Linked DNA regions of Mus musculus: all the other regions are linked to region 4. A link is a loop called in an ENCODE intact Hi-C map of the cell type or tissue named here. Cell type or tissue: heart. All regions are shown on one strand.

Region 1 (5,000 bases), 310 kb before region 4:
CGATTGCCCTTCTGGTTATCACTGTGATATTCAGGACAGAGGTGACACTTCAGTGGAAAAAGAGCAACAGGCTTTTTAAAGAGCCCCACGGGAGGCCCTGAAATGCACCACAAATAGAAACCCGTTTCCCCACGAATAACATCCAGACACATCTCTGCTGTTTTGTTGCGGCCATGTTTCTCTAAACGAACCCATACATGCCAGGGTTAAAAAGAAGCGCCAGGGCTGGCACTGAGACCCAATGAATGTACTGCATAGGTTTCACACAAAACAGAAAGTGACACCAAGTTCATGACAGACAGCACAACACAAAACAGTGAGAACAGGTTGGAAACATGCTGGGGATCTGTTAGTGTGCACCCTGCACCCGGCACCCCGCACCCCACACCCGGCGCTGGCCTCTGGGCTTTACAAATGAAACAAGAAAAACTTTCAATCCTCATTTCAAAAAATGAAGAATCGCATCATGTTGGAAAAGGAAAACAGCAAGTGCACATTTACAATGCAAGTTTTACTTAAGTCTATTGGTTATCTATACCCAATCACACACATACACCCTTGGCCACACCAATGACATTGGAAAAGATTGTGTAAGGTGTGTGTGTGTGTCCTTGTCCATAGAGAAAATGAGCACACACACACACACACATTTGCATGGTTATGAGATGGAACCGACAAAGTCAAGGAAAGGTAAATAACTTCTTTTTAAAAGATTTGTTTATTTCTATTGTATAAGTGTTTTGCCTGAATGTATGTAGTAACATGGGTGCCTGGTGCTCACAGAGGCCAGAAGAAAGCATGGGACCCCAGTTATAGCTGATTATGAACCACTGTTTGGGTGCTGGGAGCTGAACCTGGGTCCTCTGCAAGAGCAATAAAGGCTCTTAACTCCTGCCTGATAAATGACGTCTAAAACTACCATCAGCATGCTTGTTGTGTTCCTGGAAGATGTGCATGCACTGTTTGGCTCCCTTGAGTCCACTTAAGAGGGAACTTTGTTGTAGCAGGATTTGAGATGCTAAATAAACCCAGTTCTTGAACTGAAAAAGGCACAGGCAAACAGCTAACCTTACCTTTACCAGATTTAGTTGGTCAGTTTGCCAAAGATATTATGTAATTCTAGGACTATTAACTATTGATACATTGTTTAACTAAGCTTTGGGAGATAAGCTGTTGAAAATACTTGTAACTCTGTGAAGGATGTATAGCTTATAGCCTGCAGGTCTTTTTGAAGTCTCTTTCTGAAAAGAGATAAGTCATCTCTAAATACGTAGTAACACAAGCTTTCAGTGTGCCTTTACCTTAATGAATGTATGAATACCCAAAACATGTGGTAAGTATCAGATCTTGGATTGTAGGGTATAATTTCAAGTTAAAAAAAAATCCTTAGTTCCTAAGATCTAAGTGATAGGAAATAGATGGCACATTTAGGTCTTTCTTCTTATAAGCCAGCTCCTTTTGTTTAGTTACAATATATTTGAAGCAGCAGAATTCTAAAATAACAGAGTTGAGTACTGCAAGCAATGAAATTCACTGTGACAAGGTTTGACCCTCCTACAGATGTGTATGCAGAGACTATGCGTGCATATATGGAAATGAGAATATATGTATGGGTATAGCGTTCATATGTAAAATTAAACAGTTCTGCAAATGCTTGGCTAGGAAACCCTTTTAATAATCTGTGGTGTCTGCCACGATACAGGAAAGTATGAAGGCAGATGAAGAAAACACCAGACTAAAGAACTTGAGAACACCAAGGTTTAAGAGCCATCACACCAGGGCACTATAATGAAAGCCGCAGAGGGGAGGGCTCTGATGAAGACGCCTTCTCTGTTGGCCTTCCCCCCACCCCCACCCCCTTGCTGGATAGACCCTGGGGAAGCAGGTCTTAGCTCCCCAGGGCACCGGGTTAGGAGGATCCAGGAAAGCCCCATTTCCCAATCAGCATCATTCTTATAAATTCCCCTGAACCTCCTCGGCCACATCCAGCTCTCAGAAACAGACCTGCTTAATGCGAAATGAATCCCAGTAGAGAAAGGGCCAGCATTTCTTTCCAACCGACTAGCACAATGAGAAGAAAATGGAAGTTGAAAACAAAAAGAAAACCCCAAATCTTTGCAGCTGTATTAGATTCCTAAGGGATAGAAAATGCCAGTTATGCTATAGACAGAATTGAGTTAGTTGTCTTCATATTAACTATTATTATTGCAGATATTTTAATGAAACATTGACTACTAAATTTATCTGACCTGACTGAAATTTTCAACAGTTACTTTTGAAGTAACTTGAAAAACCTGCGAGTGGATTTGGGAACAAGGTTTGCTCTGCCACCTGCTGGCTATTGAAAATAATGCAGCTCTTAGAAGTTCTCCCCATTTTCAAAGATATCAGACCTCAACCCGGGTTTGTGGTAAGGCGATGGTGGCAGCAACCCATGTGGTTCAGGGTCATGGAAATAGAGATAGACCTGGCATCATCGAGCCTGAAGAGGAAGTGGGGGTTGGGAGTGTGTGTGTGCGTGCATGTGTGCACACGCATGAGTGTGTGTGCTCTTGCTCATGCACGCACATATGAAGAGACCCAATGTAACCCTTTTTCCTCTGCTGGTCTGAGAGGCTTCCCCCATCCTCACTTCGGAACTACTCACTGCAGCTACCTCTGTGCATACTTTAGTGGCCTTATCTCTAGGACAGTTGTTAAGAAATCTGTCTTACCTCCAAGGGAAAGACGCCTTTTACACCATCTAGTACTACGAGGAACTCTTTGGTCAGAATTACAGGTAGAACTGACAGGGTGCCATAGTCAGTTTGTTGGCCTCCTCAATCTGTATTTCAGAGGTCATTGTCACAGAGCTTTTATGCAAGTTCAGAGTCTAACTGGACCAATGACTTTAGATTATCTTTATAAAAGAAAATAGAGGGCTGGAGAGATGGCTCAGTGGTTAAGAGCACCGACTGCTCTGCCAGAGGTCCTGAGTTCAATTCTCAGCAACTACATAGGGTCCGGTGCACTATTCTAGTGTGTGTCTGAAGACAGCTGCAGTGTAGTCATATAAATAAAAAATAAATAAATCTTTGTTTAAAAAATGAAAGAAAGAAGGAAGGAAAGGAAGAAAGAAAAGAGTTCAGTGGGTAAAGCTGCCCAAGGCTTCAGGTTTGAGTTCTGATCCCCAGGACCCATGAAAAAGCTGGGGCAGATGATATGTACATTGCTGGTGGTTTTGGGGGAGGAGGTGGCAAGCAAGTGCCAGGGGCTTCCTGGGCAGCCAGTGTAGTCTAAATGGTGAGCTCTGGCCTCAGGGAGATTCTGCATCAAAAGATGAGGTAGAGACCAATAGAGGAAGATTTTTTTCTTATGTGGGTACCACACTCACACACATGTGCTGGCACACACGTGCTCGAGAGCGCAGACACACATACACAGAGAAAGAGAGAGACAGAAAGACAGAGAGAGAGAGACAGAGAGAGAGACAGAGAGAGGTGTTTGATGCTTGTTTATTTACTTAAATAGGAACCAGTTTCCTACCTTCAGCAGTCTCCGAGCCTGTGCCAACCTTACATCTTTCGAAACACATGTTCCAACTAAGCATCGTGAAGATTTCTACCTTTGTGCTTTGGGTGGAGAGGGCCGGCGCCAGTAATGACAAAGACTAAGTCTCCTCCCTACCCTTCTGCTGGGGAGTGCCAGCAGTGGCTTCAGTGGCACCTAGAGAAACAAGCATGCTACAGAAAGGTGGAAGGTCATCAGACTGACACCTGACATTTTTTTAAAACAATTTCTCAATTTCCATCTATAGTCTAGCCCATTTTCTTTTTCAAATTTCTCCCACAATAACCGTATGAGGGATCTTGCTATTGGGATTAAGGGAAAATTTCAAGCATTCACAAAAGGCAGGTCTAACGAAATTACATCCTTCTCAAATGCTTTGTTTATTAACAGAAATATCCTTAAAATGTGGGTTTTCACACCCCTGAGCAATCGCTGTCACAAAGGGAACAATTCTGACCTTAAGCTGGCTGTGCATTCCCTAGTCGGGGACAATGCCTCCCCGCCTTTTCTTAAAGAAAACTTTTCCTCCCTGACCTGTCTGTAGACCACCCAGGAAGCAGGTTCTCCCACTTCATCTGAGGAAGGGACAAGGGGACTTGCTGCCTTTAGCAGTCCTGGGCTTTTCTTCTAATAGGGTAAGTTAATTATTTTCATCAACAGATGAGGGGTGGCCGGGGCCGGCCGGCAGGGGCCGGAGGGAAGCAGGTGTTTCACACACCTGCACTGCCCGGCTTAATTGCTCTGAAATCTGGAGGCTTCGGTGGCATTTGCTTGTCTTTGCTGAATCTCCGGAGGGGGGCCCCATTGGTAGGGTTTGTAACGTAATTGCAGTATAAATATGCAACCACTTTTGAGTGAACAAATTATTTTCTTTAAAATGAACTCCAGGTAAATTTAATTAGGAAGAAAATGTGATTGACAAGTACTAAACTGAGTGCCTGGATTAAAAGTCCTACTTCTGCTCAAAGAGGAGGAGGAGGAGGAAGAAAGAAAGAAAGAAAGAAAGAAAGAAAGAAAGAAAGAAAGAAAGAAAGAAAGAAAGAAAGAAAGAAAGAAAGAAAAAATAATCAAAAAAGCAATGACTGAAATCAACTTTATTCTGTTGTTTCCTTCTGTAGGCAGAAGTGAGTTCAGAGAGAGAAAACTATTGTATTGAGATTTCCACAGTTAAACCCAAAAAGGTATCTTTGTTTTGTTTTTAATACAATGCAAGAAAAATTAGCTTTAAAGTGAGGTAGCCTGCATAGCAAAATGATATTTATTGTGGTGTTCTGGGCTGCTTATATTTATTTGTGTGTTTGGGGTGTGTGTGTGTGTGTGTGTGCGCGCACGCGTGCGTCTGCATGTGTGAATGCCGGCCTGTGTGCTGTAGCACACGTGTGGTGGTCAGAGGACAGCCTCGGGTGTTGGTTCTTGCTCCCCACTTTCTTCCTGGGATTCTCCCATGTCCC
Region 2 (5,000 bases), 220 kb before region 4:
GATGTAATCTACCCCTTGGCATTACTGATTCCAAAGCTCAAAGGGTCAAATGCCTTGTCCCTGGGCACAGATATTTTCGAGCACATTTCTGGCAGAGCACCATTCCTTACAACAGGTTATACTATAATTATGGCTGGTCACTACAGCCCTTCATACTGAAATGTAGTCATTCATTCCATGTGAAAAATAGGGACACAAACCCTGCAAGAAGCAACTTGATGCTTCCAGTGGCCAATTTTACTATTTTTCAAACATGTATTACAACTAATATAAAACATTATCCATCTTAATATTTGATACCACCAACATAATTACTCCCCAGATGTAAAAGTGTTTAGTATTAATACAAATGTTTGAAGAAACTTGCACATATAGTTCATTATAATTTCAAGGTATTACTGCTGTAAGCTTCTAGGTTAAAAGCAGTCATCCCAACATAGCTGACTGTTCAATCAGGTATATACAAGACAAGTGAGGAGAACTTGGTCTTGCACCATTCAAGAGGCCCCGAGCTAAATCTATCCCCAGCAATGCAAAACAAACAAACACACACACACACAAAAATGCAGCCCAGAACTGTAGCACTGGGAAGATGATCTGCTTTGTGCTTCAAATTATTAAACAGTCAAGCAGACATTAAGGCAATAAAGGCGGTATTGAAGATAAGTATGTGGGTGTGTGCTCACTATCTTTCTGGTCCTTAGTTTCCTCATCTGTAACTACAGAAATAATCTTTGGCAAAGGCCCAGAATACAGAAAAGGTTAAAGGGAGGTGAGAACCAAGCACTATGTAGTGAGCCCTCAGAAACCCTAAAATCCTAAGGCCCAGAAAACAATCATTTAAGTTCTATGATTCTTCAGCAGGCTTCTCCTCCATCCAGTAGTAGTCATGTTTGAAATCTGAAAGCCAGGGTTTAAAAAGATTGTTTTTGTTTTTTTCTCTGAACCGTGGAAAACTACTCATTTTCGTAACGTCAAAATCATTTATTCTTCTCAAACAATGCCAATCTCCTTATACTCTAACCGCGCGGTTAAAAATATACCAGGAGCATTATTCCAACTATCAGGAAACTTGGGGTGGGGGCGGCATCGTAGATTGCTTAGACTCTGACCTTTGTGGATTTCTAAGTATCGTGTAGTGTTTGAGAAAAGAGAAAAACACTTTGGATGATGAAATTTGCAAAAGATCTAAAACTCCAGTTGGCAGAAGGCTCTCCACAGCCAGCTGTCTTTCAAGAAGGGGATCCGAGTGTGTTTACAACCTACAAGCAGAAGGGAGCCAAGCCTAAACTAAACTCTAACATAAAGAACTTTCCTCCAATATATCAGGCCAAAATGATGCAAAACCTGTAGTTTACTTCAATGGGTTTGCTCCAAGCCGGAATAATGAATGAAATGGAGGCATCACTACTGAGTTGGGGGCCTCACTTTCAACCCAGCGGGTGAGTCTCCAAATCCAGTGAACTCACGGGCTGATCTGCTTCAAGGGGAGACCCCGCTGCAGGCTCCCCGAAAGTTCCGCGGCCGCCAGTGTCCGCCCCGCCCGGCCGAGGGTCGCGCCCCCTCCCAGCCGCCGCACACACCCCGCCTCCGCCCCCGCCGCGTGTTAACCCCTCGCCACCCGGCGCGGGCTCGGGGAGGAGGCCGCCCAGGGGGTGGAGTTGTCGCGTCTCCTCCCGGGATCGCCCGGGCAGACGCCCGGCTTGTTTACAGGCCCCAGGCCTGGCCGCCGCCGCACAGGCCCTCCGCCCGCCCGCCCTCGCCCTCTTCCTCGCCCTCGCGCCGCGCTTACCCGGAGCAGCCGCGGGCGGGCGGGTCCCTCGGTCGGCCGGGGCGGCGGTGGCGACGGCGGCCGGGCACGGGGTCCCGCGACGGCGGCCGGGCCCGGGCGGAGGAGGGGAGGAGCCGGGCTGGGTCCGGGCCCCCGGCTCTCGGAGCCCTCGCGGCTCAGATCATCCGGGCGTCGGAGCGGGAGGCAGAGAGCGGGGCCCGCGGGAGGCGGAGGAGGCGCCGAGGACTCATCGCTTTCCGCCCCACCTGCCTGGGCCCCCCTCCCCCCGCCCCAGCCACCCGATCCCGAGCTGCGGACCCGGCCGGCGCGGAGACCACGGCGTTCTAGCTCCTGCGCGCGCTCCCGCCCCTAGCGCCGCCACCGCCGCCGCCTCTAGCGCGGCCCCGCGCACGCGCGCTCTCGACACCGCTGCCCCTCGCCCGGCCCCGCCCCGCCCCGCGCCGCCGTTTCCCCCACCCCCGGCCCTGCAGCTGCGGCGCGGCCCATGGGCTGGAGAGACCCGGATGTGGGAGGGCCGGAACTGCGGCTTGGGCGGGGGAGGGGCGGCGGTGACGTCACTGCCCTGCGCTGCTCCTCAGGTCGCTGCCGCGGGCCGATCCCTAGGGAGCGTGGACGTCCTGGGTGCGAGCCAGGCGCGCGGCCTTCGCGCTAGGGCGCAGAGGGCCTCTCCAAACCCGGCTGTCGTCGTCGTCCGCACCCGACTCTTACACCTGCCTACGGACGCCGGTCTCCAGGTGCAGTCTCGGTTAGCGCCCGGCACAGGGGACTCAGCCTGCCCCTTCGACCCCACGAGGCGCACACGAGTGCCGCGGCCATACCGCAGACGTGCGTGTGCAAACCGTTCACGCCTTGGGACACGTGCCTAGCTAGAGCTTCTCGCGGGTTGTCCCCGAGTCCCTGCAGGGATTCCGAATTGTATTTATGTGCACGTTACGGGGTCACGTGATTCGGGCTCAACGGGCACCTCCAAAGACCTCCAGTGGGGCTAATGGAACCGAGGGTTTTTCAAAATCTAGAGGATAATCAGAAACGTGACAGCTGCTTTCACGGAGAGCTAGAGATGAGCAAAAGGTAACTGCACGTGCAGGCGGCCAAAATCCAGTTTAGCTAGCTCGACCACAGAAAACCCGACCCACGCTGCTTGCCGACGCCGGGATAGAATGACAAACCCTAGGCAGCCAATGAATCAGAGCTGGAAAGCAGTACATCACCAGTATGAGTTCCCATTGGTTGGGTGTGCCTTCCCAGCTTTTCAGTCACCAGCTTAACCCTTACAACCAAATTCGCAGGAATAGAAGTTTAAGAGAGATTCTGATATAATACAAAGAAAAAGCATATATTCCGCTGAAATAGGCTAATGCTTTAAAAAAAAAAATACTAAAACTATTAGCCAAATTGAGTTCAGACCAGTAACAAGATTAATTTCAGTAAGGCCTTCCCCTTTTCTCTGGTGCTTACTGCAGTTTGCCACCCCGCTACTTCGTGTCTCTTATAAACCACTCCATTGTCTTGACTCTTAGATCAAATACAACCTGCTTTTGCCGGCTGTCATCCCGCAAACTATTTCTCTATTTTGGATGTTGTGGTAACCATTTCTGATATTTTCACCACGACTTATGGAAGATGATTCCCTTTTCTTCACTTTTACACCTGACATCAATGGCAGGACCACATGTGAGACTGCCAATTCCCAGCAGACACTATCTTCACTGACCCTCCAAATCACTCAGTATTTTGGGAATACGATGAATTTGTAGCACCTCCAGGTATATAAAGTAAAAATAAAATTCACTATACAGTTCTTAATTCTTTTCTATACAAGTGCAGAAATAAATGAAATTAGGTGCGAAATCTTTTAATGAAATGCTGTTTTATTATTATATACAATATGTTGTTTAGGTTTTGTTAAGTGGGGATGCTGAGGATTAAAACCATGTCAAGTCCTCAACCATTAAGCTCTGTCCTCAGCCCTGGTTAGGGTTTTTGTTATGTGCTTGTTTTGTTTTTGAGACAAGGTCTCTATGTAGTGCTTGCTGGCCTCAAACATACAAGGATCCTCCCAGACTGCCTCTGGATTGCTGATAGTACAAGCATGTGCCACCATACCTGACTCAATTCTTAGTACTACTATTAATACTTAAAACAAGTTACTGCACGATGGGCATACAAAAGTCATGTTGTGACAGCCACCATTTAGTGCTCTGTGTGTCTGTGTGTCTGTCTGTGTGTGTACAGAGTCTTGGCTTTCCCAGGCTGACTCTTGTGAAACTGAGGATTACTTTAACTGGTCCTCCTGCTTCCACATCCCTACCACCACACCTGTCTACAGTGCTCTTAAACAATACATTTTCTCGTTGAAGAGCTGAGTCATCTGTGGCAGTACACATGATAGGAAATTGGGAGGTTTTTGTCTGGGTTTTTAGGTTTACATTCCTGTAGTCTCTCTGTCCTATCTTTGTAAGAAAACTTGAGTAACAGAAGAGGTAAGAAAAAATACAATTTGATATAGTATGTAATATATAAAATATAATGATGAGATTTCTTTTTCCAGGAGTCTGACCAGTCAGTATATCACAGACAGCCAGTCAGTTGTGTCTCTGGACACCATTTGTAGTGTGAATGAGGAAACTTGTGGGCCATAAATTTAACATTTAGGAACTCGGAATTAGACATTAATATTGTCTAATGAAAGTTATTTGATTTTGATATTCCCTTCTATTATCAAATTTTTGGTGGTGGTGTTGAAACAGGGTCTCAAAAATAAACAGCCAAGTAAAAGTCAAAGATGTGGCACGCCCAGTTCCTACAGGAAGTTCTTAGTTCCTACAGGAAGCCTTTCTCAATCCCATTCTTACATTCAGACAAGAAGGCACAGCCAAGCCTTTATCTGTTGTGTTTGCTACTTCCCAGGTGTTAGTTCTTCCTTTATGACCAGTCTCAAGTCACCAAGATTAAGTCTCTGAATTTCTAACACTTAGACACAATATGCACATATTACCTCAGAAACACATAGCCCTGGCTGTCCTGAAACTCACACTTTCCTCAGCCTTCTGAGTGCTGGGATTGTAGATGCGACCACCATGAGGAAAGGGACTTTGGAAATAAGAGGGATAACTGTTTTTCAGGTTTTAACTGTAAGACTTTAATTAATCCTCTAACCCCTGTTGAAGTCTTGGTTAAATATCAGTTTGATCATTTTACATATCTA
Region 3 (5,000 bases), 450 kb after region 4:
AGCAGCTGACTGTGATTCGCCTCGGGCTCTAGCAGAAGGTTCCTGCAGTTGTGTGACGTTTAGAATTCTGGAAACTCTTCAGAGAGTAATGGTAGGGCTCTGAGAGGCAGGGTAGGGGTGGTTGGTCGTTGAGGAGGTTTGGGTGCAGTCAGTGGCTATGTTCAAAGAAGAAACAAGAAGAAATTCAAGGAGCTCTATTCCCCTCCCCCATCCTTCCTTCTCTCCTATCTGGTGACAGGGGATGAAACTGGGAGAAAGGAGGACCAGAGAGTGTATGTCGGGGGAAAAAGAATCTGCAAAGCAGCAAAGGCCAGCTACAAGCAAAGAAGAAGCAAGAAAAAAATTAGATTCAGAGATCTTTATTATCTAAACACCCCCCCCCCCCCACCTGTGCATCTTTCTCTCCTATCTATTGATAAGGAGTGGTAAAACTACAAAGACCAGCTACAGTCACTATTCTTCATTTGGCCAAATAGAGACACTGGGCACACAGACTCATTTTTTATTCATAACAGAAATGCTGAATTGTCCACATTCTGAAAAGAGAACTTCAGAGCAGAAGGTAGGTCTTTAAAACAAATCAATTCACCTCCATATCAAAGCATTAGCCCAGTTTTTATGATTTTTGACAAGGGTAGATCCCATCAGTGCTGGCACTGAGCTTCTGAGCAATTACTTGAGAACAATCAATTTCTTGCAATCAATTTCTTAAAGGGATGAGGGGAATTAAAAACAGCTCTTTTAAGACAAAAACCCGAGGATCTCCAAATTATCTAAGACTTCATCGAAGAGAAATTACTCCTCTGTATCAGTGACACCTGATCCTCTACACCAATTATGGAAAGTGCTGCTCAAAGCCACAAAGGTACTCAGAGGACGATGGCAGTGAGGCTGGCTTCTGTAAGAATCTGCCATTTGCTATGAAATGAATCCAAAACAATGCTGGCCTACGTGTGAATTTACACGTGTTATTATTGCTGAACAATAATTTCCTCAAACTTTTCATGTGGAGACTCTGGTTACAAGGCCCTTTCTCCTTTCAAATTCCTGGAGAACAGTTTTGTTTTTTGTTTTTGTTTTTTTTGTTGTTGTTGTTGTTGTTTTTTGGGGGGACTTATGTTGCCGAGGGAAAACAGAAAAAAGTCTGAAATGTCTCATGTTTGATATTTTCACTTTACCAAGTATCTGACATCTTTTTTTTAAAAAAATTCTTCTTTATTTTATAATCTTAAAAACAAACTTTTATTATTATAGTATTGTGTTTTCATGTGTATTTGTGTTTTGCCTGCATTTATGTCTGTGCACCATGTACCAGCCAAGTTCCCGCAGAGGCCAAAAGAGGAGAAAGTCAGAAAGGGATATAGGAGCCACTGAACTGCAGTTACTAAGGGTCCTGAGCCGCTGTGGAGGTTCTGGGGATCAAACCCCACGAAAAGCAGCAAGTGCTCTTAATCACTGAGCCATCTCTCCAGCCAATCCTTAACACCTTTTTTAAACACAACTGAACTGTAATGAGAAGGAAGTCCCTTCTCCATGGGCTTTGCGTCTAAAAGATCTCAAAACCAAGGCCAACAAACCAAAGCTCATTTACCTAACGAGAAGAATCTGTACAACCTTTCATAGCCATTGGTGAGCTATAGCTAAAATGTTGTCCTTGTTTTTTTCTGCAGCAGTCTAAGACCCTTTGTGAAGGGCTTAATGTATTTACATTTGATGTCCAGTGTAATAGTGCACGCCTTTCAACCCAGCACTATGGAGGCGGAGGCAGGTGGAACTCTGCGTTCGAGGTTAGCCTGGTCTACAGAGCAAGTTCCAGGTCGACTAAGGCTACAAGGACAAACCCTGTCTTGAAAAACAACTATTACATTTGAGGTTGAAAAAGCAAGTCTCGTGGCAATTAGGTTCTGCTTCCTTGTCCTGTTCTAACTCTGCTTCTAATTCTGAAGTCAACCACCAGGAATGCTTTCCTGGACAAGAACAAAGGGACTGAAGGAAGGGACACAGGAAGAGCACAACAAAGACTCAGCCTTTAATTCTGCACAAGCGCTCTTCTCCAGCCATTCTGGAGCAGACCATCCCAACCCCGGGAGAAGTCAGTGCCTGGGCTCAGCGCAGCCAAGGGCCAGGCTGCTCGCTGCAGCAGAGCTGTCGGCCCGATGGCGAGCCCAAGACAATGCGAGGAAAAGCAATAGGAAAAAAGGACAGAGACACGCCCGCAGCCTAATCGACCACTTACCCATTGGCCACACTAGGTTCCCCTGAGAAGCCGGGGATCAGCGGGTCCGAACGCAGCGCCCGAACATCCGGGCCACAGCGCTCTCAGCCGCTCCGCCTCCCGCTAGCCTGGCAAGCACGCTGGAACCCCGCCCCTGCTACATTCGGCTCCGAGTCCCGCCCCACCACCGCTTCCCCCGCTAGGGGTGTCGGGGGTGCACGCGGCGGACTTCCAGGCCTAGGATTCCCAGAAACCTAGTTTCCTAATCTAGGCTTGGAAGCCTCTCTCTCTCTCTCTCTCTCTCTCTCTCTCTCTCTCTCTCTCTCTCTCGCTTCCGGGTTTGAGCTCAGAGGCTCCACCTTTTCCGGGTCCAGACTCAGGTCTCGTCCCCGCCCTGCCTCCAACTTGAACTGGTCTCCACCGCCTCCAGTGTCTCTTTGAAGGGGCCCTGAGGTCCCGCCCCCGTTTCCTAGACGAAGCTCGTAGCTCCGCCCACCCCGTGCATTCAAGTCGCCGAGGCCTCGCTCCTACCCTGCATTGAGGTCTCCGAGGACCGCCCCCATCGTGCGGGCTAGTTTTCTAGGCACCGCCTCCGCAGAGTAGTCTCTGGAGCCCCGCCCCTATTTTATTGGCTCCTTTTCTAGGCCCTGCCCCTGCCGCGTGTCTAGTCTCCGAGGCCCCGCCCCCGCCGAGCAGTCCAGCCTCCGAGCCCCGCCCCGCTGCTGGAGCAAGTTCCGAAGCCCCGCCCCCTCCGTGTGTTCAAACCTCTGGAGCCACGCCCCCATTTGGGGGGTCTAGTTTTCTAATCCCTGCCCACGCTCCCTGTCCTGTCGCCCAGGCTCGCCCCTGTTGGGAGTCTAACTCTGAATCCTGCTAGCTCGGGCGCGCCCAGTCTAAGATTCCGGACGCTGGTCGCTGGGTGATCTCTGCTCGCCGGCTTGGCCCTGAGATTGCCACCGGTTCTGCGCGTTCTCCCGTTGGGTTTGGCGCTTTCTCCCTGCTTGGAGAGAGCACCACCGCGCTGTGCGGCAGTCCCTGGACGCAGACAATGGAGGCGGCGCTGGCAGTGACCCGGCTGCCCCCAAACGACCCGAGGACGCCAGCACTGTCGGTGGTGGACATGCACACAGGCGGCGAGCCTCTGCGCATCGTGCACGCCGGGTGTCCGGAGGTGGCAGGGCCCACGTTGCTGGCCAAGCGTCGCTACATGCGTCAACACCTCGACTACATCCGGCGGCGGCTCGTGTTCGAGCCCCGCGGCCACCGGGACATGTACGGGGCCATCCTGGTGCCCAGTGAGCTGCCAGACGCACACCTAGGCGTCCTGTTCTTGCACAACGAAGGCTACAGCTCCATGTGCGGTCACGCGGTGCTAGCGCTGGGCCGCTTCGCGCTCGACTTTGGACTGGTGCCCGCTCCCCCAAAAGGCGCCCGGGAGGCTCAGGTCAACATCCACTGCCCGTGTGGTCTGGTGACCGCCTTCGTAGAGTGTGAAGGTGGCCGCAGTTGCGGCCCTGTGCGCTTCCACAGCGTCCCAGCCTTTGTCCTGGCCTCAGGTAAAGGGTGAGACTCACTAGACCCGGTTGAGACAATCCGCGAATCTAACCACTGCTCTGTGGCTGAATATATCTGCGCAACTAACCCACCCTGCCTGCCCTTGCGATTAATAAAAAGGTAATTCCAAATTACTGCAAACACGCTTCAGTGTCTTTGCCTTACAGGTTTGGTGGATGCAATTCTGCTGTCCTGCTGAGCGGATCCATGCTCACAAGGCCTGGGGGGAGCTTAGAGTGGAATGCGGATGAATTGTGCGCTTCCTTTTTTTAAGATCCTCATTCCTTGCTTGTCAGGATTCATAGCCGCTTCACAGTAGACTGAAGTTAAGGACCAAAGGACAGTGTGTGTACCAGAGTTCGAGCATAGCTTAGAATATGCTTGGTAAGAACTAAATGACTCTGAAAGGCACTAAATTTGTAAGCAAAGCTATTGCTGTCCTTGTTGAGAAACAAAGTCCTTGGCTGGACACACAAGTTCACAACCCCTCAAAAGCCATCCAACCTTAGGCAAAGTTCACAGACTCCTTGACTGAGTCTGTACCTTCATTTTATCTCAGAGGTTTTTGTGGTTAGTAATGAGGGTATGAAACATTGTTAAAATTTTTTTTTCTTAAATTAATGAGTGTTCATTGTTTTATTGTTTTGAGACAGGGGGTCACTGTGTAGCCCTGGCTGGAATGGAACCCTGGAATTTCTACGTTGACTAGGCTGGCCCACTTCTTGAGTACTGGTAGATTTTTTTTTTAAAGATTTATTTATTTATTATATGTAAGTACACTGTAGCTGTCTTCAGACACTCCAGAAGAGGGCGTCAGATCTTGTTAGAGATGGTTGTGAGCCACCATGTGGTTGCTGGGATTTGAATTCCGGACCTTTGGAAGAGCAGTCGGGTGCTCTTACCCACTGAGCCATCTCACCAGCCCAGAATTTTTTAAATATCTGAAAAAAAAATATTCGTCAAGAAACAGAGACTTCAAGATATGTAGGATTGTTTCCTGGAGATACAGAAACATGGACGGGGTTTCTGGGTTCTATGGTATAGACTAAGCAGATAATCTGCATAATCGGGACATTTACAAAGAGGAGCATCCCTCTTAGGAATCAACTGGCAGCTGTTTTATCTCTCATCCCAGGTGTCCCTGTAGCAAGAGTACCCAGCATGCAACTTGCAGGGTCCATTTGCCCAGGATAGCTATGAATGTGCCCTCCATAAAAAATGTACACTTACG
Region 4 (5,000 bases):
CTATGCAAAGAAAAACTTATGATAGCTAGATGTCTGCTGTAAAAACCTATTCAATCATTAATATTCAAAAAATATTGTAAAGATATTTTAAAAATTGATGTCTGTTTCCTAACAATTCATAAGTGATCAATAGGGTAAAAAGTATATAATAAGCTGTTAACTTCTGATTGTCATTCTAGACCATAAAAATTTTAAAAATACTTAAGAATTTAGAGTATTTTTTGAGGTACTACAATTACATTTATGTGGAGAAGTATTGTGAATGCTAGCCTGGATTATCTGTAGAATATGACCATAAGAAGTAAACTCATTCCCTGAGTAACATGTTGGCATGTGCTTCTGAGGGCGGTCAGCACCTGGAAGGACAGACCATATCTGTCATGGCTTCCTCCAGCATGTTCAAATGCACACTCAATCCTGAGGAAACAAGAGCTGCGCTAATGACGGCAGCACAGCACTGACTCGGGCCATACACTCTCTACATACGCACTGAGAGGGAGCCAGCCAAACAGACTCTGAGACGCTGCTGCATTTGGAATCTGAGTCATGAAATTCCCACAGGGTAAGAAGCAGTTCAAACTTGCAATCTGCCGTGGCGGAATTCTTAGTTACCCACACAACAACTCATGGATCATATGCTGCGGACTAAAATCCCTTGAAAAAAGAAAGATACAACAAAAAGTAGTAGCTTGAAAGCACGCACAGCACATGAGTGTGCACACATTCCTCTAAGGCCAGAAGAAACAAATTCCTAGGCAGCTTTTTAGTTTAGGTTTATTCTTTAATGCATCATATCATTATTCTATGAATACAAGATACAGAACTCTGACTCTGTAGACCAGGCTAGCCTCAAATTCACAGATCCACCTGACTCTGCTTCCTGAGTGCTGGGATTAAAGGCAGGAACCACCAGGCAAATTCTGAGGATTCTTGAATAGAGGACTTGAAAGGAATATAAAAAGTTATAAAAGGTAAAACCTGATACCCAAGCTGGCCTGAGGACACTGGCACCTAACACTCTTGAACGAGAGCGGTTAAGAGCCCAGGCCATCAGGGAAGTGAAGCTATTTGCAGAATGGCAAAAGGCTGCAATTAGAGATCTGCATCTCAGCTATATTAATTAATTAACTAGCTAATTAATTAATTCTCCCAATTCAATGATGAAAATACAACCTGGTTTTAAAAAGATAAACTAAGGATAAGAATTGACAGTTTCTGGGTGATAGACCATGCTGGAAATGAAGCTTGCCATGAGGAAATGCAAGCCAAACCTACCATGAGATAGTGTGAATTTCTCTGATTGGCTAAAATAAAAATGAAAGCCTAGAACAAGTGTTGATGAGGTTAATGTAAAACCTTCAAATACATCTAGTGGGGATGTACAGTGAGTGGTGCTATGCTTTGGGAAAAAAAAAAATCTGTCAGTTTCTCAAAGAGCCAAACAAGGGAATTAGCCTCTGACATACCTATTCCATTACCAGGTATTATATCCATGAAAACATGCCTACATAAAAATTTATACAAAATGTCCACGGCATTATTAGTACTGGCAAACTCTTTTTGCCAATGGCTAATGGCTAAATAATACAGGGCATATCTGCCTAATATACTAATAAACAATAATGAATAATACAAGCTGCAACATAAAATTCGCTAGATGCACGCACACAGATCACATGTTTTAAGGTTGTGTTTATATCGAGTATCTGAAATAATTTTGTTGAGACTAAAGATTAGTGATTGCCTACAACTAATAGCAGGAATATTGGGGAGGAGAGAGAAAAAGCAGCTAAATAGAAAAGATTTCTTTTGGAGGTAATCAAATTGCTCCGAAACCAACTTGTAGAGATGATTGTGCAAACCTGTTGAGATGCTCAAAACCAGTAAGCTGTATACTTCCAGAAAATGAATTGTATGTACCTCAGGAAAGCTCTCACAGAGGAGGATGCAAAGGTCCCCTGCCCGGGATTTTCCACAGCAGTTAATAACCAATAGGCATTTCCTAAAGGTAGGAAAGGCATAACCTGTAGCTAGCCTGGGATCCAGGCAGTTAAATCACTAAAATGGCAATATCTGTACTGGATGCTGTGAGAAATTATGGGTGATTGGGTGTGAATGGAAGCAGATATAAAATAATATGAATGCTCTCTCTCTAAACTCAGGGATTTAATGAAAAAAAAATAGAACCATAGTGGAAAAAATGAATAAGGGGAACATGAGAATAAGAGAGCATACAATTCAGAGGTCTAATAAATAACGAATGGGATTCATTTTTAAAAATTCTGGTCTTTGACACGCAAAGGATTATATAGAGACAGAGAAACCTGAGAAACGCGCTATACATATCCAGGAGGCCAAGAATGAACAAATTTTGGTCAGGAGGGCTTGAGACAGAGATAAACCAAGAAAGAGTGATCTTACCTAAGGGGCATAGGCCATGAACTTGATTAGAGTAACATGGCCATCCCTCAGCAGGGCCAAAGGGCCATTCTCCATTTCACAGAGGCCTCTCAGAAATAAAACGTAACTCCACGGGCTGCAAAAGTATTCTCAGTCACATTAAAGCCAAACTGGATCACTACCTCGATCAACTCAATTTGCTCAGTACATTAAAAAGAGCAATAATTGCATTTAAAAGCTGTTTCATGGAGAGCGAAAGATGTTTCTTGAGGTATTAAAAGGTGAAGGAACCCAGTAGTACCCAGGGGTGGAAACTAAGGCAGCAACGAAGTCTCAGGTGTGTTGGGGACGGACATACCTGGAGTCACCGCAGGGGAGAGGCGACGCGAGGGCGTCCTGGGACCACATCTCCCCAGCTGAAGTCGGTTGGGAACTCCTGCCCGAGGATGGATGCGGGCCCCGCCAGCAGCTGACCGGAGGCCTCCAGGACCGCTCCCGTTCCCATGGCTAAGATCAACTGCGCTCGTGCCTCCCAGGGGTCAGTGCGCACGCGCGCTCGGAGGCGGGGCTGTGCGTCTCGTCCCGCCCCCTGCCGCCTGGTTCTGCCGGAGGCGGATTCATGTGTGCGGCACAGCAGCGCAGGGTAGGCGGGGTTTCCTCCGCGCAGGGCCGGGCGGGCTAGTGTTGTGGGAGACGCCCAGACTTCTTCCGCACTGGTGCTCTGGTTCTTGAGCGGCCTAAGCACCACCTCTGAACTCTCACCCGGGCCACGCCCAGACGAAGGAACGTGGTTGCCTTGGTGACGAGTCCATCGTTTGGCAACCTCGAGGCTGGAGAGCTGGATGACTTGACTGTCTCTTGGGGAGCCTAGGCTTTCCAAGATTGGCAGACCCGTGACTCAGAAGTGCAATAAAAGTCCAATCCCCCAGGGTTCGGATACCTCCATTAATGACTACAGAACTAAGGCCATTCAAACAGCCTCAGGGATGGGAATGTTTTTAAATGGTAACATGTGCCTGTTATATTTATATTTTTGCTCTTAGTATTATAGTACTTTGGGCACATTATAAACTATATCCATGTAAAATAATGAACCTGTCTGTGGCAGCGAGCCAGGGCCCAGGGACACAGGTTGTAGATAGTCACCCTAGCAACTGGATTTTTTTTTTTTCAAGAGATCTCCATTCAAGTGAAGTTGGGATTCTTGAATTTGCCACAGGAAAAAAATTCCAGGGCGAGCCTGTATGAAGCAGAGTTGGAGTCTACAAGTGATTTTTTTTTTTTTTTTTTTTTTTTTGGTTTTTCGAGACAGGGTTTCTCTGTGTAGCCCTGGCTATCCTGGAACTCACTCTGTAGACCAGGTTGACCTCGAACTCAGAAATCCGCCTGCCTCTGCCTCCCGCGTGCTGGGATTAAAGGCGTGTGCCACCACGCCGGGCTACAAGTGATTTTAATATAAAATAGAGGGACTGATAGATGTGCTCAATGACAGCGTAAGACACATCAAAGTGTGGGGACTTCCACTTTGCATGTTACGTATACAGTGTTGGTGATGTCTGAGGTTATGTAGGAAGCTCTGCTAAGGAAGTTGAGTGATATCAGAAGGTTCCTGAATTTGGATCGGATTACAACTGATAAAGTAAAAACAGTGTTTTGAAAAATATGTTTATAGTCTTGTTTGGAGAGTCCCAAATACTTTCAGGTTTACAAATACTTAAGAAAGGTGTGAGGTCATAAATACTTAGGCCTTAAGCATGGCTCGCAGGTATTTTTCCATTCTTATTTGAAATGATTCTACATGAAAGGAATACTGCCTTTTTATAGGTAACCTTCACAGAATATTATAACTATGCTGACTCTCTTCACTTGCTGGATTACTTTTTTTTTTTTTCTTCTGAGACAGGGTTTCTCTGTATAGCCTTGGCTGTCCTGGAATTCACTTTGTAGACCAGGCTGGCCTTGAACTCAGAAATCAGCTTGCCTCTGCCTTCTGAGTGCTGGGATTAAAGGCATGTGCCACCATGCCCGGCTTTACTGGACTATCTATCTTACCTTCAACTTTCAAAATAGAATTACAACTTTTTGAGCTTCTCAACACATATAAAAGTTTCTAACCTTAAAATATTGTGTGTTGGTTTGGAGAGATGGCCCAGTGGTTATGAGCAATGACTACTCTTCCAAAGGTCCTGCAGCAACCACATGGTGGCTCACAACAACTGTAATGGGATCTGATGCTCTCTTCTGGTGTGTCTGAAGACAGCTACATTGTGCTCATATAATTAAAATAAATAAGTCTTTAAAAGATATTGTGTGCCACTAGGTATATAGTAGCATTATATCTAAAAACATTATGCATATCTTAATTTCAAAACACTTCCTTGGGGGATCAGGGAGGTGGACCAGCAGAATTCTTGACTCTTAGCGAATAGAACTTCAACCAGACTCTGGAGTGAAAGGTTTTTCTTCCTTGCCATGGCCCCTTATTTCCCCTTTCTAACTATCTCAAACTTAAGTGAGAAATGTGTTTTGACAGTTCTACGGATTCGTTGATTTCCTTTTTCCTCCACTTCTGCAGCCCATTTCTTGAGACAAAGCCGTGC
Region 5 (5,000 bases), 130 kb before region 4:
GAGGGCATAACTGGATTCCAACATGAATTACTGAATAATGCTATTGTTCAAGTGAAAAATAATTTCTGAAGTTGACATTGGTTTGTGTTTTCCTTCTCTAATGCCCAAACTGTCATGTGGTTTTATTGTAGTTTTTTTTTAACTAGTCAAGGTCTTCCAGGGAAACAAAAACACATACATATTTATGAGTGATGGTAAAGAATTGGTTCACATGGCTTTCAAGTGCAGTAGGCCTGACGTCCCTAGCACACAGGCAGCTGGAATTCAGGGGAGAGGCGAGGTAATTGGAACCCAAGGGCAGTCTGGAAGCAAGATCTTCCTAGCCTTCTGCTGTTTTCTCATAACACTTCAACTGATTGAACTCCCCACATTATGGGGGGTAGGTATGTGCTTTATTGAAAGTCTACTGATATAAATGTTAAATAAATCTTAAAATACCTCACAGTAGCATCTAGACTAACATTTTAACAAAATTTGGATGTCATGGTCTGGCCAAGTCATGTTGCTGAACCATCTCCTCGGACCCCAAAGTGAATCTTTTTTTTTTTTTTTTTTTTTAAGGAGTTAGAGATCACTGTTTTAAAAGTGAATTTTTTAATATGATGATTATGAATCATCCTGGTTAGGAGTGCTTCCTCCAAACCAACATGTGCAGTTATTGTGTTCAACTAAGTGTTCCGTTTGTTAACATAAAACATTCTGAGTTTGAGGCAGGTGATCTCTCTGAGTTTGAAGCCAGGGTGGTCTCTATAGTGAGTCCCAGCACAAGCAGTGCTCCGCGGTGAGAGCCTGAAATGAAACAAAACAAGGCAAAAAAAGTCATGTTAGTAAAGCTTTTTTTGTTTGTGTGCATGAATGTTTTGTCTGAAAGTATGTTTGTGCACCATGTGAGTGCCTGATGCCCTCGGAGGTCAGAGATGGGAAATGGATCCCCTGGGACAAGAGTTACCAACAGATGTGAGCTGCCATGTGGGTGTGGAAATTGAACCCAGGTTCTCTGCAAGAGCAACAAGTGCCTCTAACAGCAGAGCCACCTCTCCAGCTCCAGTACGGAAAAACACTCTAAAGCTCTGCCTTGGCACTTCGACACTCAGCACCCACCCGGGTCTAATCCCTAGGGGTGGACAGGAAGAGATCATAGCTTCCTGCCAGTCTCCCAAGCCCAATGTCCCAGTCTCAGATCCCTCATCCCCACAGCTTGGGGTTGTGACCCATCGGAACACTAGATCCACTGCAGTCCTGTCCTTTTACAGAAGGGGAAACATTTGGGATAAGATTCATCATGAGACTCTGTGTGGTATTTTAAGACATCTTATTACAAAAGTAATGTGCTACAAAATAAAAATAAAATTCACATGGCCCAGGTGATACGTCAATTAGAGCAATTCTTGACCAATATTATTCCAAATGGCAGTCCAAAAGTTTAGCTAACTGACATGCACCTTGAACTATACCACAGCAATTTCTGATTAACACTAGTTCAAATATTTCCTGCATAGATCACTCTAAAGATGCAAAATATAGACCTTTGTAAACCTTTTCTCACTGCAATGAAAAAAGTGACAATTCAGCTGGGCGTGGTGGCGCACACCTTTAATCCCAGCACTTGGGAGGCAGAGGCAGGCGGATTTCTGAGTTTGAGGCCAGCCTGGTCTACAAAGTAGAAACAGAGAAACCCTGTCTCGGAAAAAAAAAAGTGACAATTTATAAAAACAATACTAACAAACACAGAAGAAAGAACAGAGCAATTAGTGTGCACAGAGGCCTTTCCATATTCAAATGCTGTCAAATGATAATGGCATCATTTACAAACGGTGGCAGGAGGACACCAACCTGAGTGTTTTTAGCTCCTGGAACTTAGCAACAGTTGCCTTCTAGCCCAGTTAGTTTTATGTTCTGATTACTCTGGGCCATGATAGCCAACTTTTGGCCAAATATGAGTATCATTTGTAATGTTTTTCTAAATATAAGCGGCCAGTCCACGAGGGCAACCCAGTTCAAGTGCTGAGTTACTTCGGTATGCTTATCTCAGTCCACAAGCTTAAAGTGAAAGGAAAACAGATTAGGAAGAGTGAGTGAGGGTTTGGCTCAGCTTTTGGGAGCTTGCCCAGCGCGAAGAAGGACCTGGGCACAATTCCCAGCGTGGAGCGGGGGATGGGGCCTCGGGGTCGGAGCGGGCAGTGATCAAAGTTTTGTTTTGTTTCTCGCCAAGGCACCACCAAAGCCCTGAAAAGTCGTCCTAAAAACAGCTGTTAAAGACTCCTTCATGCCCTCACAAATCTTGTTGACTGCTCTCCCAACAGCAGTTTCCCAAGATTCCATGCCTTCTATTGCAACACCCCGGCAGTCTTGCACGCAGTAGGGACGCGCAGAGACGCCGTGGTGCAGCCCGGGACACAGATGGAGCCCCACCTTCGGGGACTCGCTAGGCGGAGCCCCGGGTTGTGACCCGCCGCGTAGAGGGCGGGCGCCGACTGTCTTCCGCTTGCGGCAGAGTCGGGTAGGCAAGGGACAGCGATGAGCTGGGAGCTGCTGTTGTGGCTGCTGGCGCTGTGCGCGCTGATCCTGCCCCTTGTGCAGCTCTTGCGCTTTTTGCGGGCGGATGCGGACCTGACCTTGTTGTGGGCTGAATGGCAAGGGCGACGCCCAGGTGAGCATCCTCTACAGCCTGGGCTCTAAGGAAGATCAGGGCCGAGGTCCCTCCCAGCTGTTGCCAAGCTGAGCCTTGACCAAGGGCTGAGGGTCCGGGAGGAAGAGGCAGGGGCTAAACAGGCAGTACCCACTCTGTCGCTTGTCTTAATTCGAAAATGGCCCTGATTTGTTACCCAGACTAGGATAGAAAACGTCAAACCCCAAGAGAGCGCTGCAATTCTCTGATGCCTGCAAGACACAGACTTCTTCCGTAGGATCCCCGGACACTCTCAGGGAAGGCACCATGGAGAGCAGAGTGTGTCCCTTGCTTTCTAAGAGGCCGGAACATTCTTTGATCCTGCACTTTTTACTTTCCCGGAAGCACCCAAAGAAAATTTGGCCTGAATCACTTACTCACCTGCTCACTTGGTTAAAATTTTCGCAATAGAAAGCGCTGAGCTGGCTTTTTGCCAGGAGGGAGATCATTCTGTGTACAGTAAGGCACGTTTCGCCCGCTCCACTTCGATCTGCAGCTTGCGTGGTGTTTAATGTTCACTTAATACATGATTCACATGCTCCGATATATCAGTTCACAGATGCTGCTGGGTGTTATGTCACGTTGGCAGTGTGTTCAGCAGGCCACAGACAGCCTCTGACCTTTGGCGTTAACAATTCTGATGACATGGGCACTCTTCGTATTGTTTTTCAGTTAAAGACATTGACAGAGAAACTCAAAGCCTCCCTAGGTAGGCTTTTCTGATCCTTAAAGGACTAAGTGGGATTCCACTGTTCGTGGTGGAAAATACACAAAGCACCCGAACAAAAATGCTTTGAAGTAGCTGGTGGCTCAGAAGGTACTGCATTCAAAGTCAGCAGGGCAGGAGTAGGTGACAGCTGGATCTTGGATTTTATGTCCCTCCCAGATGTTGGCAGGCATCCTTGCTGTCTTTTCTCTGAAGCTGCATTGCCTTGGCTCAAACAGTTGCAGTACTGACAAATGCAACTGCACAGTGTGCTTGTGGATTCAGCGCTGCAAAACAGGAGAGGGCATGGCTGTGACTCGGAGACTGTCAGTGTTGAGGGCAAGAATCCTAAATACCCCATACATCTTTTAACTGTAACTCTCCACTGAGCACCATTGAGACAGATGGATGTATCTGTAAGCTCACGGTCAATAGCAGCCTGTGGATGTTGTTTGTGTTTGGCCTCATTTATTTAAATGGAAGATTGAGTTAAACTCAGTTTATAAATTATGTGACTGTATAAAAGTTATTAACACATTAATTATGTCTGAAATGTAGGTGTGTTTAGTCTTTTTTTTGCGGTGTAATTTTTTTATTACATATATTCTTCATTTACATTTCAAATGCTATCCCCAAAGTCCCCTATACCCTCCCTCCGCCCTGCTCCCCACCCAACTCACCCACTCTCCTGCTTCCTGGCCCTGGCATTCCCCTGCACTGGGGCATATGATCTTCGCAAGACCAAGGGCCTCTCCTCCTATTGCTGGCCAACTAGGCCATCCTCTGCTACCTATGTAGCTAGAGACACAGCTCTGGGGGGGGGGTACTGATTAGTTTATATTGTTGTTCTACCTATAGGGTTGCAGACCCCTTCAGCTCCTTGAGTACTTTCTCTAGCTCCTTCATTAGGGGCCCTGTGTTCCATCCAATAGCTGACTGTGAGCATCCACTTATGTATTTGCCAGGCACTGGCATAGCCTCACAAGAGAGAGCTATATCAGGGTCCTGTCAGCAAAATCTTTCTGGCATATGCTGTAGTGTCTGGGTTTGGTGGTTGTATATGGGATGGATTCCCGTGTGGGGCAATCTCTGGATGGTCCTTCCTTCCGTCTCAGCTCTGAACTTTGTCTCTGTAACTCCTTCCATGGGTATAGAGAAGACAGGACGTAGGGAGGGTGTGGCCTCTGTCTCGCGCTGGAGAGAAGCAGCTTCCACATCGTGTGAGGGATGAGGCAGAGAGTGGTGCAAGGCCTTGGGAGAGATTTCTCAAGCTGGCATTAAACTCTGGGTTTCTTGTCAACTCTCAGAGTCTGATTTTTTTTTTTTAAGTCGTTGTCAGATTCTATGGAAACACTAAGAAAAAAAAAAAAAGGATGCTAGATTAAAGGACGGGAAGATAGGTGTTAGATCTGTGATCATGTGGGCATAAAACGAGCCGCTGGAGACCATTTTCACTCAGGCTTTACATAATAGGTGTTTATTGGTGTAAACAAGGTTGGACTCTGTTAATTTAGGCTGATTAGTAACAGTTACAGCGTAAATGAATGGTGTGTAGGGTAATGTGTAGACAAGCTTTTAGCAAGCAGTTGTGAATGGCTAGCTGAGCACACAGCCTCTCATTCATTC

The links. A loop is a pair of places that touch in the nucleus more often than their neighbours do. Peaks named below come from ENCODE experiments on the same cell type or tissue, not always from the same donor. Only the 100,000 strongest peaks of a DNase experiment are listed, where the experiment ranks them.
Region 1: a loop joins it to region 4, with 2.0 times the contacts of the local background. A loop is called at or near these places in 4 of 42 quality-filtered maps.
Region 2: a loop joins it to region 4, with 2.3 times the contacts of the local background. A loop is called at or near these places in 8 of 42 quality-filtered maps.
Region 3: a loop joins it to region 4, with 2.9 times the contacts of the local background. A loop is called at or near these places in 11 of 42 quality-filtered maps.
Region 5: it touches region 4 in a loop (2.8-fold over the local background); 19 of 42 quality-filtered maps call a loop at or near these places.

What each region holds. Positions count from the first base shown.
Region 1 is chr12:72,845,336-72,850,335 of GRCm38, reverse strand. No RefSeq gene overlaps it. Among named protein-coding and RNA genes, the nearest start is that of Gm40441, 3.4 kb to the right of the region's middle. In heart, a CTCF peak has its summit at 2,338 (motif pointing left); no DNase peak of the experiment used is centred here; H3K27me3 peaks cover 3,844 bases.
Region 2 is chr12:72,758,424-72,763,423 of GRCm38, reverse strand. It overlaps Ppm1a (protein phosphatase 1A, magnesium dependent, alpha isoform), which reads right to left and starts at 2,213. Exons shown (of 6, transcript NM_008910.3): 1 at 1,793-2,213. In heart, no CTCF peak of the experiment used is centred here; DNase peaks (open chromatin) are centred at 1,653, 2,273, 2,743 and 2,953; H3K4me3 peaks cover 3,561 bases; H3K27ac peaks cover 2,798 bases.
Region 3 is chr12:72,083,420-72,088,419 of GRCm38, reverse strand. L3hypdh (L-3-hydroxyproline dehydratase (trans-)) reads left to right here and starts at 3,107. Exons shown (of 5, transcript NM_026038.2): 1 at 3,107-3,771. The coding sequence starts at 3,264. It overlaps Jkamp (JNK1/MAPK8-associated membrane protein), which reads right to left and starts at 2,581. Exons shown (of 7, transcript NM_024205.2): 1 at 2,237-2,581. The coding sequence starts at 2,240. In heart, a CTCF peak has its summit at 2,419; DNase peaks (open chromatin) are centred at 1,869 and 2,739; H3K4me3 peaks cover 3,248 bases; H3K27ac peaks cover 3,155 bases.
Region 4 is chr12:72,534,298-72,539,297 of GRCm38, reverse strand. Pcnx4 (pecanex homolog 4) reads right to left here and starts at 2,941. Exons shown (of 11, transcript NM_026327.3): 1 at 2,759-2,941. In heart, a CTCF peak has its summit at 2,976; a DNase peak (open chromatin) is centred at 3,007; H3K4me3 peaks cover 1,494 bases; H3K27ac peaks cover 1,136 bases.
Region 5 is chr12:72,662,279-72,667,278 of GRCm38, reverse strand. It overlaps Dhrs7 (dehydrogenase/reductase (SDR family) member 7), which reads left to right and starts at 2,451. Exons shown (of 7, transcript NM_025522.5): 1 at 2,451-2,650. The coding sequence starts at 2,518. In heart, a CTCF peak has its summit at 2,470; DNase peaks (open chromatin) are centred at 1,068, 2,118, 2,448 and 3,158; H3K4me3 peaks cover 1,845 bases; H3K27ac peaks cover 1,634 bases.